Linked DNA regions of Homo sapiens: region 2 is linked to region 1. A link is a loop called in an ENCODE intact Hi-C map of the cell type or tissue named here. Cell type or tissue: heart left ventricle. All regions are shown on one strand.

What was found. Hi-C counts contacts between places; a loop is a spot of excess contacts. Peaks named below come from ENCODE experiments on the same cell type or tissue, not always from the same donor. Only the 100,000 strongest peaks of a DNase experiment are listed, where the experiment ranks them.
Region 2: it touches region 1 in a loop (1.9-fold over the local background); 3 of 110 quality-filtered maps call a loop at or near these places.

What each region holds. Positions count from the first base shown.
Region 1 is chr5:74,377,643-74,385,642 of GRCh38, forward strand. All of the region lies in intron 2 of LINC01331 (long intergenic non-protein coding RNA 1331), which reads right to left. Among named protein-coding and RNA genes, the nearest start is that of LINC01333, 60 kb to the left of the region's middle. In heart left ventricle, a CTCF peak has its summit at 4,617; no DNase peak of the experiment used is centred here; H3K27ac peaks cover 2,229 bases.
Region 2 is chr5:74,501,691-74,509,690 of GRCh38, forward strand. The region is part of intron 2 of LINC01331 (long intergenic non-protein coding RNA 1331); the gene reads right to left. Among named protein-coding and RNA genes, the nearest start is that of LINC01331, 31 kb to the right of the region's middle. In heart left ventricle, no CTCF peak of the experiment used is centred here; no DNase peak of the experiment used is centred here.

The DNA of each region.
Region 1 (8,000 bases):
CACACCACTGCCCTCCAGCCTGGGTGACACAGCGAGACCTTGTCTCAAAAAAATAAAAAATAAAATAAGGTATCTCAGTCCAAAATCAGATCAGTTTCCTTCGAATTTCAAAAAAGGAAGTGAAGTAAACATGATTATTTTCTTGAAAAAGACACCACAAATATACCAAAATGGAAAATATTTTGTGGAAGAGAGAAGAAATTTACTCTAGATTGTTTCAGAAGAAGGAACTAGAATCAAAGGGTGAAGCCAGAGGAAGGAAGATTTTGATGCAGAACTGAGAACTCATTAATTAGAGATTCCTTGCAAAGTATGAGTCCCCCATTACTGGTGGTTAATAGCAAACAGATGACCATGTGTTTGAAAGGAAGAGAAAACAGAAAGATTTTAATAAAAATAAATAGGTTTATTTAAGGTTTAAATAAAATAAAAGCTTTTTTTTATTTTTTTACATCTCCCAAGTCTCCATCATTCACAGAAAGATAATTTCTACATTAAATTTGAACCAAACTGAAAGGCAGACTAGATAATCTTTAAGGCAAAGTAGCTATATCATTTTTGTCCCAACTGAGCACTTTTGAGAGAAAAGAAGTGATAATAATTACACCGAGACAGGGGCTTTCAGGTTAAACTGAAATGTATGGTCATCCTACTCTAGGGTCTCTTCCAACTCTTTGACACTAACTAACCTCTATGTTCCTCAACCTTAAGTGTTTAATCCTTGCTTCGGGGGCTAAACTGTTTCAGCACCTACCTTTGACTGGCTTAATTAAAATGGTCAGACATTCTGGTGTATAACAATCTTTCTTTGAATGGCTGAAGCAGAGAGGAGGAGAAATGCCAAATTCCCCCAATAATTGGTCCTTGGAGAAAAGAGAGAAGTGAGCACAGGTAATTGGAAGCCTACAAGGTACATGGCACTGGCAACCCCAGAATTATTTTGAGCTGCAGTTAGCAGCATACCTAGGTGATTACTACTTGGATATTTCAGTGTTTCCCAAGTGTAGCTGGAATGTGTGGCTCTGATTGGTTTTCCAGCTGGAAATGTTACAGAAACAGGAAGATTTCTGCTTTCAAGTGTCTTGTTGCATCCTGCCTCTGCTTGGCAGAAGCTCTGGTCTGACAGTCATGTACATCTCTTCCGCTGTGCTTTAGGATGGACATGAGTAATTTAGGGTGAGCTACAGCAACACTCACAGAATCACCCCCACAACAAAAAAGGCCACCCCCAAATACACCCTGTGTGGTTTTACTATGGACAATCACAGGGCCATCAGCTGGAAACAGGTGGTAGAGAAGATTTTAAAGGTAGGCTTTTGTAGATACCCATTGATGTGATATGATTTTTTCAGGGTCCCTGCCTTTTCTGAATATCTCTTCATTGGCCTCTCAAAAGTACCATGGGCTAAGGCATCATGCTCTTATATTTCCTATTGGAATGCATAAGCATTTTATCCTAGAAGTAAGACAGGAATTGACTTGTGATCAATAGTGTTTATATTCCTGCACCCAGATTAGAAACTCTCCCAGGGCAGAGAGTCTTTTTATATTTTTGTGTGTTCTCAGGGCTTGGCAAAGAGTAGGGGGTAATGGTGGTGGTATAATAGTGTTGATAGTAATCATCATAATGGCTATCTTTTTTTAAAAGAGAAGTTGTTTATTATAAACAGAAAGGGCAGGGCTTCCAAGAGAAGTTAGGAGAATTTTGAGAGGGAAAGAAACCTTGTAATGACCCACAGATGCCATCAAATGCGGACCCAGTTAGGACTGCACAGCAAATAATTTTGAGCAGCTGGAAAGCACCGGGTCTATGAATGAGACTTAGTCTATTTCTGCTACTACAACAAAATACCTTAGACTTGGTAATTTATAAAAAACAGAAATTTGTTTCTTACAGTTCTGGAGGCTGGGGAGTCCAAGATAAAAACACCAGCATTTGCTGTCTGGTAAGTGCCTTTTTGCTGCAAACTCACGTGGCAGAAAGAGCAAATGCTGTGTTCTCACATGATGGAAGGACGAAAAGGGACAAACAGATTCCCTTAAGCCCTTGTATAAGGGCACGAATCCCATTCATGAGGGCAGAGTCTTCATGATCTAATCACCTCCTAAAGGCCCCACCCTTAATATTATTGCAGTAGGAATTCATTCTCAAATTGAAGTTTGGAGGGAGAAAGGGAAAGATCTAAAGTAGATTAGAAGCCTCTGAAACAAATTAAATAGAGCTGAAGACAAACCATGCCTGGTTAGAAGTTTTACCTAAAGCTTGGGAAACAAACAGAGAGAACAAAGGTGACCCTATACCTGAACAGAGAACCAGGTCACATTCCCAGAAACCAAGAAGATGAGCTCTTTCTAGAGAGGTTTGTGTGTCAATTAATGGGTGATTGATTTAAACTGCAAGGAGAGATCATGTGTTCTAAGGCATCCTTATTAAACTCTGGCAATTGAGCAGCAGGGAAGAACAAAATGTGCAGATTATCTAAAAGCTAAATGGTGATAGCTTCAACTCTTTGTACCTTCAAGAAAGCCAGTACTTTGAAGTTGTTGTAGCATCAATCCAGCATCAAGCTCCTCACCACAGTCAAAATCAGAGAATGTATTCTGTTTTTACAGGGCAGCAAAATAGATATTTCACAGCGACTCTTGACTTGTTAAACTAGCCTCATCTCTAAGCTTTCCAAATAACAGCCAATAAGACGGCAACAACAAAAGCTCCTGGAATGAAACCAAACTATTGTTTGAGGAGCAATGTCCAGGCCTGGACACCTCCCTGGGTACTGAGCTGATAAGGACAGTAGTAACGAGGCAGCTTTCATATTAAGTATCAGCCAGGGCAGGTACATTCTAGGGGTCCAACGCACTTCCCAGGTGCCCAGAAGCACACCTTCAAGCAACTTGAAATAGGTAGGTACCCTGGGGACCTGAGTACTGCTGGCAGACTAGCGAAGCTCCAGAAATAGAACACGTGCAGGCTTCTTTCTAGCAAAGGTTATGGGTTGTCCAGAAAATCCAGCAGGCAAGGTAAGAATAACTTGGCATAACAGGTGCTGTGGGCAGTTACAAACTGAAGAATAACCTACATATGAGTGTCTACTGAAGAAAGCACAATGTACCTCCCTCCTGATGGACCAGAGATGTTACCATCTTCATGAAGGATGCCAATAGCTAATAAGCATCACTAAACACTGCTTTTTCCAATAGAAAACACTGTACTAGGAGCCAGGAGACTTTGGCTGCAGTCCCCACTTTGCCACCAACTTGCCCTGTGAGCCTGGACAAGTTACTTTTCTCTTAATTTCCATGCCCGAGCAGTGAGTTAATGATACCTTCCTTTCCGGCTCCAATTAAGTATTGATGACAGGGCTGGGTGCAGTGGTTCATGCCTATGATCCCAGCACTTTGGGAGGCCAAGGTGGGAGGAACACCTGAGGTCAGGTGTTGGAGACCAGCCTGGCCAACATGGCAAAACCCTGTCTCTACTAAACATACAAAATTAGCTGGGTATGGTGGTGGGATCCTGTAATCCCAGCTCTCGGGAGGCTGAGGCAGGAGAATCACTTGAACCCGGGAGGTGGACACACCTTTGTACTCCAGCTTGGGCAACAAGAGTGAAACTCTGTATCAAAAAAAAAAAAAAAAAGTCTTGATCACAGGAGTATTGAATGAAATAATGTCTGTGAAAATTAGACAGTAGAATTCAAATGTAAGTCATTGTTATAATTCAACTGAAGACAGTTTTGTAGGATAAAAGCTAAACTAGTGGACCAGGTGCAGTGGCTCACACCTCTAATCCTAGCACTTTAGGAGGCCAAGGCCAGTGGATCGCTTGGCCCCAGGAGATTGAGACCCGCCTGGGCAACATGATGAAACCCCGGCTCAAAAAAAAATACACACAAAAAAAATTGGCCAAGCATGGTGGCACATGCCTGTGGTCCCAGCTACTCCAGAGGGTGAGGTGGGAGGATCATCTGAGACAGGGAGGTCAAGGCTGCAGTGAGCCAGGATTGTGCCACTGCACTCCAGCCTGGGTGACAGAGTGAGACCCTGTTTAGGAAACAAACAAACAACTAAACTAAATAATAGTGTTATATGTTGAAAGAGGCAAAACAGAAAATCCTTGCAAATGTTTCTCAACTAAGAAGACAACTTCAAATCATTTGTCTTCTAAATAGTACCTAATGCCATGAAAAGAGCCTGCCAATGCCTTCCAAACAATCCTATTTATCACTTGAAAACTCAGGCGATGTGGCTGGAATTGATGAGACTGTTTACTCTATGATTTCCATCCCTACCTTCCCTCCCTAATACGGTACACAGAAGTGGGTGAGTGTAACTCCTGGCAAATGAATAGACAGGAGTGCCAAATCCCAGGACCAGCTACTATCCCCTCACCTCCATTCCCCTGTCCCAGAATCATACAGACTCTGAAACTTGCGTGTTTTCCTATAATCTTCAACATGTGCACTCATTTCTACTCCTCCTTTCATAATTGAGTAGTGAAGAAGATAATTTATAAACACTCATGCCTCCATGGCTCCAAAAAGAAATTTGAAGTTCCAAAGAGGCATGGAGGCAGAACGTATTTAAACATAACCAGGGGGTGGTGGTAGAAAGCTGCAGGCCTCAGAAGGAATTTACTTGAGACTATGTGGGCTCTGCCTCTACAAAGTCCAGCTGCTGTGAACTATTCATTTGTTGGCAGAATTTGCACTGAGTCCATGGGACAAACATTTTCTCTCTAGAAGTTTCCCTGGATTATCTCTTCAGGCTTTATCATCCATTTATAAGATTAAAAATCATATCACATAAAACTTGACTCTAGAAATATGAAACTAACCAATGTTGTTTTTCAAAAGTTCTCTGAAAAATAAAATGGATTATGCAGGAAAATTTTGTAAATGGAAAATATTGCATATTCAGAGTTTGAGGCAATCCAGGACATTTTAAGCCAGAAAGCAGATGGAATAAGAGCAATATAAATTACTGTAACTGTATTTTGCCAATTGCAAAGTGACTCTAATGCCAAACAGAACTTCTTCTCCCCAACTTGTTGACTGCATACGTATTTGTTTTTAATTTACACTTGGTAGAGTTTGGTGAGATGTTTGGAGTTCGAATGATAGAATCTACAGGTCTAGGGAACACCAAATCTAGCCAAACCACCCACAGAGTATCCAATTAAGGAAACAAGCACATAATGTACAAAAAGGTATTTTCAGTGAAAAATAATATTCATGCATGTTATATAAGCCAATTAACAAAAACTGTGCCTGTAGCAATTTTTAAGGAATGTCTTACAAATAGGAAGTACGTTAAATACTGAACAGAAGGACAAAACTTCATCAGCAGTCCTTCCTGGCCTTGGTGCTCTCAACATGATCTCCAGCCTGTCTCTTAGATGTCTTGGCAGCTTCCCAAAGGAAGAGTCTTGGCCTCTGGTCGTCAGACTCAGAGAATCCTGACTTTAATCCTGACTCAATTCACTCTAGACCATCAATTCAGGGCTCAGTAAGATTTGTCCAAATTACCCTGACTGGAGTCAAATAACGCAGTCCTGTGAGAATCTAACCAGCTAATTTTTGAAAGAGGAGGGAGAGGTTGACACAGATTTTTCACTGCAGTGCAAATTGTAGTAAAGGGACAATCTGATGACTTCTTGGTGAATCTGTCTCTGCTTCATATTCCAGTAAGGTGCTCGGGCCTTGAGCCATTTCCTTGGGCTAGGTTTGAGCTAGGATGTGATTTCATCAACAGGCTATTTTTAACCAAGGCAGCCTAGAAACCAGCCTCAGGGGACTCGTGCTGAGATAAATTCACACAAATCACTCCCCAGCCCACTGACCAGCAAGACTCCTGCTTGGACAAGAAATCTTGCTCCATAGCCTAAATTATGACAGCCTTGAATTTTCAAAGCCCAAATTTTCAATGACAAGCCACTTTAGAGTCTGAATGATAAGAATGGAATGAAGATTTCCCCTGCATCTGCAGTCTCTCCTCCCAACCACATAAATACAGGGTAGCACAGAACTGCATATTCATGATAAAACAAACAGGCACTACAAGGTGTTTGCTGCATTCTTACATTTTTTTTAATAGGCAAGACCTCTTTACTCTTTTACCTCTGCCCCAAACACATCTTCATACCCCCTTGCCCAGTTTCAAATCTCATGCACTGCCACTATCGGGTAGAAAGACTCAGGAATCAGCATCTGGAAATACATTAATTTTGCATGAAAATGGAGGATGATAGCAGAAATTACAAAGAGACTACACACTAGAAGCATCTGTTCATTACAGCATTTTAACGTGCAATTATGGAACAGCATGAAGCAGGGTGGATGAGGAGGAGAAGGAGGGTGCCCAGGGAAGGCGCCCTCCACCCCAGGTGTGAAGAGGGCAGGCAACTTTGGAGGGAGCTGGAAGAGACAAACCAGGGAAATGAAACTGGCTTAACTCACTCAGATGTGGAAGAGCATATGCCCTGATAATGCAGGTGAGGTGAGAGGAATTAGAACTCCCCGTCCCTAGGAAGCGCAGCGTCGGCCTTCATTCAGATCTCTACAGCAGTGAGAAAGGATGCAAGGACTATTCTTCTGGAATCCCAGGAAGGAAGACTGGAAAGACAACACATCTGACCCAGTACCCATGTGCAAGCACTCGGTCTGTGCCAAGCAAATGCAAAGATGCAGACTTTCATACAATCATACACTGTGATCATTTATCAATCTCCTTGAGGATTCATAGTCAACACAATGGCATAGTTTACCACAGGCCTCTGCCCTTCAGAACTCAACCAGTCTCTTGGCAGCTGCTTCTAGAATGGGGGTTGGGGGTGCAGTCCACCACGAGAGCTTTGAGGCAACTGGGCAGCTTCAGGCACCTCACGGCTTCTCCTTCTGAGATAATTCCCACCACAACAAACCTGTATGCCTACAGGAGTGGCGAAGGTAGCCACCATCCCAGAAATAAATGGTGCATACCATCGGGGTTAAACCCAGTGCTGAAGATTTGTAAATTCCATTTCCTGCAAAGTTTCTGGGGGAGAAAAGTGGGTGGGGCTGTAGAGTGCAAACATAACAACATTCACGTACCTCAGAGGACGGTGGAAAGAAATGGCTAATAAAAATTATTACAAATCACTTCACACACATAAAGTGCTTTATAATAAATACTAATACTTTAATTCCACACTGCTCGTTTCTAGATTTTAAGAGTCAAGCTGAAAGAGTAAAAGTAGTAAGCTTCATATTCTGTCGTTTTCTAGTTTTAAGCAAAGGAAGAAAGGAAGGAAAGAGAAAGAAAGCCCAAGAAGTCAACTTTTCAGTTGCTGCTTATGTAACAGGAGCCTGTGAACTGCACCAGAAATTAATTGAAGGAAAAGTAACTGTAGGGGAATTGCTTGGAGAACTGCCAGAAGGGTTTTAACAGCTGGAAGTTGAAAAGTGATTAATTTTGACAGCAATAAAAGCCTCATGTTCATACATAATTATGCTTAGATTTGTGGGCTGCTGGAATTTTTTCTATGCGCTATTAACCTTTTGCTGTCCAAATTGGAATTTAGATACCTTAAATGAGTCTTGATTTTTAAATTGAATAATAATTTGCTTTCCATGGTATTGAGTCATCTCAAGACATGGAAAGTTTCAGGGGAAACACAGTAGAATAACAAGCAGGTAGGAAATAGCTTCACATATCCTTCTGAGTATTTTTGAAACTTAATAGAAATAAAGGCATCTCATTTTGCCCTATGCAGGAACAACAACAACAGCAACAACAATAAAGCATTTAGGAAAAAGCATTCAGAACAAGCAGGACAAGATACTGAAGCAACGGTATGTTGTCAACTCTACAATTCAGCTGAATTCATAGCACTAGGAAATAGAGATAACACTGTAAGAAGATATTCATTATGGTTTAAAGGTCCCCTCTAAAATTCATGTTGAAAACTTAATCCCGAATGTGGCAGTATTGAGAGGTGACCCCTTTAAAAGGTGATTGGA
Region 2 (8,000 bases), 120 kb after region 1:
GTGACAATTTGGTGATCATTCATCAGATGGACAAAAAAGCCAAAAGGGTCAAACCAACCAGAACTTAAAACGATGGTCAGGAACTTCTGACCTATCCTTTGTGGCAGTTTCAAGGAGCCCAGTAGAAGATTTGGCCCCAGCTAGTCACTATGATCTCTCTACCTGCACCCACGGGCTAGGACTAGAGACCCATCTCATCCCAGAGGTGTCAATCATAGGCCTATACACACTCTGCACAGTTCTAAGGAAATTTAGGTGAAAGGAGTGGGGAAAGAATCAACCTAGATGTTCCTGGGGCCCATCCTGACCAAGGCCCTTGGTATGGCTTCAAACCCCCAAAATGACAAAGAGGACCTCATGTTTGCTGCCCCAACAAACCTGATGTAATTTCACAATAGATCCAGTTCCATTAACAGAGGCCTCTGGCTCAGTTTTAGCCCTTAGAAAAAACTGCAGGTGAAGTCAGTTACCCTAATATTATCATCCCTGTCAAATGCTCCTCGGTTAAGGAAATTGTAAACAACTGTATCCTTTATATCTTGGAATAAGATTCCATTTACCCAGCTGGAGCGGCAACACCCCTCTAGGTCAGGCACTGTGGGCCTTCTGCCTGTGATTCCATCCTCCCCGCACCTCCAGCTCACCAGGTAGGTGTCTATCCATGCAGAAATGGTGGCTGAATTAAATTGAATAAATGTTAGAACTCCAAAACAAAACAAAAACCAAATAGTCATTTTCATCCACATTCACACATCAAGTGTTTTTCTTTAAAGGCTGAAGGGGATAGCAGGTGAAAGTAGAAAGAGCAGACGGTATGAGAAAACACCCCTCACCCAACCAACTTGGTCATTGATTTTTTTAAAAAAGGAGTCTTTATCTTTACACAGAAGGTAGAAGTTATAATTTAACTCTCAAGTTAACTATAGGTCCCCTTGCCTTTCAAGTCATATGAACACAAAAGGCTTTAATGATTTTTTAACTAAAGAAGGAAAAAACATACCATATGAAAATCACTTCTCCCCCCTAACACGAATACACTGGCCACTCAAAGATAGGTCTGTGAGATCCTTATCCACAGGATCTATTAATAAGAGCAGCACAGGAAACTCGGCACAATCACAATCCAAAGTTTAGTTTGACAAACACAGGAAGGCCACTGGCTTAAGAGTCTCTGCATATGCAGTTAAAACCTCATTTGAACACCTGCATAATCATTTCCCTCCTAAAAAAAAAAAAGGAGAGTGGATTTTTACTTGTAAGTTCTCAGTTTTAAGTAGACCAAATCTAACGAACATCTTTTTCCACCACAGTGAAGAAAAGAAAAAGGAAATTCCATGGTCTCCAGTAACAAGTTTGCAGAAACACAAAATCATTTTTACAAGACACTTATCTCTCAAGACTATTCACATACACAAGAGGGGAATTTTTACAGGCTAATGTGACATAAAATTTGTATATAAAATCATCCCTTAATGCCCCAGAGGACTTACTCCTTTACAAAATCCTTTAAAAAAAGAAGACAATGATCATCTCTGGGTTATGAGATTATGAGTACTTTTTATTGTTCTTTTTCACTTATTTTCAAGCTTTTATACCAAGTTCAATTTTTGCCTTTAAAATCAGAAAAAAAAATAATTAATTCTTATGGTAGAATTCGAGATGAAGAATCTCTCTGAGGGCTGTCAGCCTTTGTGTTAATTTTTTTTTTTTTTTTTTTTTTAAACAGGGTCTCACTCTGCCACCCAGGCTGGAGTGCAGCGGTGCCATCTCAATGTAACTTCCATCCCCTAGGGTTCAAGCAAATCTCCCGCCTCAGCCTCGTGAGTAGCTGGGATTACAAGTGCACACCACCACGCCTGGCTAATTTTTATTTATTTTTATTTTACTTTATATTTTATTTTATTTTATTTTATTTTATTATTTTATTTTATTTTATTTTATTTTATTTTATTATTTTATTTTATTTTATTTTATTTTACTGAGACGGAGTCTTGCTCTGCCGCCCAGGCTGGAGTGCAGTGGCGCGATCTCGGTTCACTGCAAGCTCCGCCTCCCGGGTTCACGCCATTCTTCTGCCTCAGCCTCCCAAGTAGCTGGGACTACAGGCGCCCGCTACCACGCCCGGCTAATTTTTTGTATATTTAGTAGAGACGGGATTTCACCGCGTTAGCCAGGATGGTTTCGAAATCCTGACCTCGTGATCTGCCCATCTCGACCTCCCAAAGTGCTGGGATTACAGGCGTGAGCCACCGCGCCCAGCCACGCCTGGCTAATTTTTGTAATTTTTGGTAGAGACGGGGTTTCAACCATGTTGGCCAGGTCGGTCTTAAACTCCTGACCTCCAGTGATCTGCCTGCCTCAGCCTCCCAAAGTGCTGGGATTACAGGCATGAGGCACTACACCTGGCCCATTAGCATGGATGTTTAAGAGGCAATACCTCCGGGCAGACACATCCCCCAGATGAAGACTGGATTTAGCTCCAGTCACCCCTCTGGAGTGCACAGTCCTAGCTTAGTCCCGATTGTCCATCTTTCTGTGATCCAGATTTCTATGATATCCAGTTGTGCTTACATGTTCATTTGCACTTGTGTGTGACTATGGGACCAAAGTCCTCAATCTTCACACACTGACCAGGAATTTGATTCCTGGCACTGTGAAATCCAAACTGGCCCTGACGTTTTACTCAAAAATCCTTTCTAAAGAAGCCATGACAGACAGTTATATCTTGAGACCCAGAGCAATTTTACTTACATGTCGGCATGAAGGAACAACAAGGGCCTCACTAAAAAGTAAGGGTATGCCAATATGAACAAATAAAAAGGCCTGGCTTCATGTCCCCTGTCTGCATGTGCAACTTAATCAAGATGGATCTTTACTCACTGCAGTTCTGGGGCTTCATCAACCTCAACATCCCGTTCTATTTACTTTTACTTTCAAAATAATGCCCCTGACCACTGCCATCCCCACAACTCTGACACCTTCCTAAGTGGATGTACAGGTCTTCATAGCTGTGGACGACACAGTCACTTCTAGTCTTCACTCCAAGACACACAACAGGTTCCCTGTAGAGATGCAATGTGTTCCTGAGTATCAGAGCGTTCTGCCACCCACTCAAATCTGGATTGTGCACTCACAGCCCTCACCCTTCCCAAGTTGGCCAAACCTCCCAGATAGCAGATAGAGGCTGTGAGAAGTAAAACAGTCATCTACATCAACAAAAGGGCGTCAAAGTGACATATATGGACCAAAGAGGGAGGGAAGGAAGAAAGGAATCGCCACCTAGCCAGGCAAATGAACAGGGGTAAGTCTGGCCATCAGAACTAGCTACACAATTTTGGGGGCCCATTGCAAAATGAAAATGCAAGCCCCTTTTTTCAAAAAGTATTAAGAATTTCAAGACACCCGCAGCAAAGCATTAAACCAGATATGGGCTGCTTTCAAGGATGGGGCCATGGGTTACTACACAGGTCACATGCCCATGAAGCCTGTCCTGCTGGCTGTCAGTGGTAAAGTCACTGGCTTCCATGTCCAAATTAGCAGCAGTCAAATGGGCTAGAGAGGACAGTAGTGAAATAAATAAATTAAATAATCCATTAAGGGGTCAAAAGCTATGTGTCCTAGGTCAGCTTCTTGTTTATAGATAGCTCTACACATTTTTCAAAATATTTTTCTATTTTTTATCTGGAAAATGGAGCATCAGTAGTTACAACATCACAGTGATAGGACTCAAATTGGCAGCTCCTGATCCTGCAAGTAATGAGAATGTTAAATATACCATCTAGCCAATCATGGAGGGCAGTTTTCATTGTAACAGAACTGGATGGAATTCAAATCACTTTGGCAAGAAAACCCAAAGCCATAATTTTCTCCCATGGCGTACTCAAATTCAGGTAGAAGTTAGTTATGAATGAAATTTCCCTTTATCTGGGCTGCCAAAGACAGCACTGCAGGCCTTCACTTCCTGGAAAACCCTAAACCAAGCTGGGTTCATGCTCCCACCCAGATCAGCCTTTCCTCAAGGGCCCCAGGAGCGCCTCATCCCAGCCTTTCTGGGAATTCTCCAGGTTCTGACATTCCCGTAATTCCTCCCCAGGTCTCGGCAGGGATCCCAACGTTTAAACTTATGTACGTATTTTAAAACCAATTATTTTCTCTTTATGCTCAAAAAGTGGTTGGAGCTGAATTTTTGACAAAATTCGTAGGATTTAAGATATCTCCAAGCTAGATTCTTCATCCTTAATAAACAGTTAAAGAAAAGAAATGTCCAGGCACTAACTCCACAGCATGCCAAGGCCAGAAACTGCTCTGCAATGTAAATCGCTTTTTAAGGAGAAAAGAGAAAACATCACAATTCTAAAACCGGCACTAAAAAAGTTATGCTGGGGTGGATGAATGGTTTGTGGAGCTGTAAAAACATACTTAGGTCTTGTATGAACATATCCTTGAATTTCAAACATATGAGCCACATCATTATTAATAGCCTGGTATATACACTGCCCAGTTTTACCCGCTCATACATCGACCCCACATACACTCACAGTTCCTCCCCTGGGGGGCTGAGCAAACACATAAAATTCGTAGGGCCTGTGGCTAACACTTCTTTATTTTGAATAGCCGTATTTCACATGGAGAAGGCAGGGCGGGAGAGCTAAGATTTATTGACAGCCTACTGTGTGCTAAGCCCTGTGTCAAGTGCTTTCATAAAGGTTAGCTCATCTTTTCTTCCAAGGGAAGCCCCGATTGAAAGATGAATGACCTTATGAAGGTCACACAGCCGATCCATTGGAGAGATAGCATTCAATCTCACTTCACCGGCCCCAAAGCCTTCTTCTTTCCACTCCAGCACAGCGCAGTTCTGATGCTTCATGAGCCAGCAGCAGGTTCAGTAGCTGAGCTGAGGACACAGTGGGGCAGCGCCCAGCTAACTGTTGAAGAAAGGGACAACTGTGGTGTCCAGGGGGTCACAGCTTGTCCTCCCTCCCCACCGGAAGGAGTCCAGCCCTGCAGATAGAGCACAGGCACTGGAGGCTGTAATAGTAAGAATAGTCCAGTAAAGCAGCTGGACAGAGAATCAGGGTGTCCGGACTGGCGAGCAGAGCCCAGCCTAGAGGATGCAGAAGTGGGTGCCATGCAGACAGCCGCATGGTCAGGTAAGCTGTGGCTGGGCAATCTCTGCAGAGCAGAGGCCCCACCAGCCACAGCAGCCTACCAGTCAGTGACTAACAGTTGGGTGCACACAACGAGAAGTGGTATATCCCAGGCTAACACCTCGCTGCCTGGTTCAAATGCTGGTTCTACCCTCTGTAAGCTGGATCACCTTGACCAAGTGACTTAAAGTCTCTGCCTCAGTGTCCAATACCGAACAGAGAGGTTTTGCAGATTCAAAGGAATGAATACATATAAAGCACTCGGAGCAGATGCGGGAACATAGACAGTGGGTGGTCATTGTTAGATATTACTATGTACCAAGAATGTTCTGAAGCAGGCCTGGGACCCCATTAATTTATTTCGACTCCAAAGAGGCAGAGTCCTTTGTGAGAAGCCTTGGAGCCCCAACAGTAGCCCCATATCCAGCAACCCCTCACACAAACAGTCCCAGCTCTGAGAGGGAAGAAGACAATCTGCTTTAAGACCCAGGCAATCTGCTTTAAGCTCCGTGGGCAGCAGCGTACAGATAGTGTGTGATAGCCCACATTTCATTTGACAAGACTCCCAATCCCTTCTCTAGGGCTCAACACAAAGAATGGGCACTATCATGGCAGAAGAGGATCCCTTTCCCTCATCTGGTGCTTCTGAGAAAAGCCATTAAGTTGCTGGAGCTGAAAATATTTGCAAATTCCAGGAGAGTGTTTCCAAAGGAGTACCACGCATTCCCCTTTGCGATTGTAATAAAATGCTTGGATGCTGCCATGGGAATTGCCATCCCCCAAGCCAGTCCTTGGAGCTCCCCAAAGGGAGGGCCACCCTTCTAACCAGAACTTTCCCAGCATGGAGCCTATCAGCATTTTCATCAACTAGAGAACTGGTGTTCCTTTAAGCCGAATCACAGAGATTAATGTTTCAATTTGCAGCTGCTTAATGGTGTTCTGTGGAGCCTCTCCCTTCTGTCATTTGCCCCCCGGTTGGCCTGAGGATTTGCAGTTAATGGGGCAGCTAGGGAAGCCTTTCATTTCCCCTTGACTGGGTGTGTTAAAACGCTGATCTGTTTCTCGATCAGGTCTCTATGTCTTAATCTCAGTCTTGCCCTGATGGAATGTTCCCCTTCATGCTTTACCAAAGCCAGGTATTGAATATCTAGAAACTGATAGCTTTGGCAAATGCCCTGCTTGCTTCTTCCAAGAAACCAGTCCCTAAGGGGGTAGATATCTAAAGTAAGCTTAAAACAAGAACATGCTTACCCCTGCTTACCAATATGATTGCTATCTTTTGCAGTACTGATAGCTCCGTTTGCACCTTTGCTAGGGACATAAGATTAGACAAGAAATGGTTTTGTTTTGCTTGTTAGTTTCTCCCGAAGCCTCCTTCCCCACCTCCCCAACCCATCACTTTACACTTCTGTTCACTCTCTGTGCACTCTGTTTACTGAGACTCCTTTCATACGTTTTGTCTTTTTCAGTAAAACCTTTTTTCAGTGACATAATTATATGTTTGTATCTGAGTCTACCAAACAGAATCCAGAAAATCCAGTACAAAGAGCCTGGAAGTCTGCTCCCTAAGTGCTGGCCTTCTTGCCCAGTGACCTAGCCCACAGAACCAAGGCATCTTTGCTTAGGGCCTGCCCCTGGCCCTGAAGCTCCCTCATATGAGGGAAAGCTAACTGACTCTGGAGTCTCCTCACAGCCATTTGCTGCATTGGAAGGCGGTGGGATTCTCCAACTAGGCAGGGGGACCAAACAGAATGCTCCCAGCCAGGGACTTCCCACCACTTCTGCTGAGAGATTTCAGCTGGCGTCGCTCAGAGGGGCTGGAACAATTTGGCTGTCCACAATTTTCGTATTCTTTTTGGTGAATATGGTTGTCTCCCGGGATTTTAGATGGTGAAGGCAATAGGACTCCTCCCTCACACCTCATTCCTAGAGCCTATATGTTAGGCTATGGTTTGCATATTTGTCCCCTGCAAAACTTATGTTAAAATTTAATCCCCTATGTGACAATATTAAGAAGCAGGGCCTTAAGAGGTGATTGGGTCATGAGGGCCCTGCCTTTATGAGTGGATGAATCCATTCATGGATTCATGGGTAAATAGCTTATCATGGGAGTGGGACTGGTGGCTTTGTAAGAAGAGGAAGAGAAACCTGAACAAAGATGCTCAGCCCCCTCACTATGTGATACCTGCACCACCTCAGGACTCTGCAGAGAGTCCCCACCAGCAAGAAGGCTCTCACCAGGTGTCCCTCCTTGACCTTGGACTTCCCAGCCTCCAGAACAGTAAGAAATAAATTTCATTCCTTATAAATTACACAATTTCAAGGTATTCTGTTATAAACAACAGAAAATGGACCTAGAGACAATTCTCCATGATTCCCTCACTTTCTGCATGTCTTGTTAGCAAGACATTGACTGCCTTTGTTCTGGACTACCTTTTCAAAAGTGTTTGTATAGTGAATAATCTTGGAAGACAGAGTGTCTCTCTCCAGAGTTTGCTTCCCATTATAAGATATATAAGATCCCGTTTCCCTCAATGAAGGGGTCATCTCCTGTAACATAATCCACTCCATGTATTGGTGTCACCTGGCCTTCCCATCACACTTTGGGGATTGAGGCTTGAGGAACTGGGACAAAAATGCTAATACTCTGGCTACTGCTTTTGCTGTGAGGGATAAACTGTCCTTCATCTCTGACTGAAGAGTCTCATGTCTTCTACCAACATCCATGAAACTATGGCAGACCACCTTGTTAACTTGTAAGTAGGGCTAAGTCTCAGACCATTCACAGTTCTTGACAATATATTATAATAACAACAAGTATCAAGCTACCTTTCAGCACACATGTAAACATTT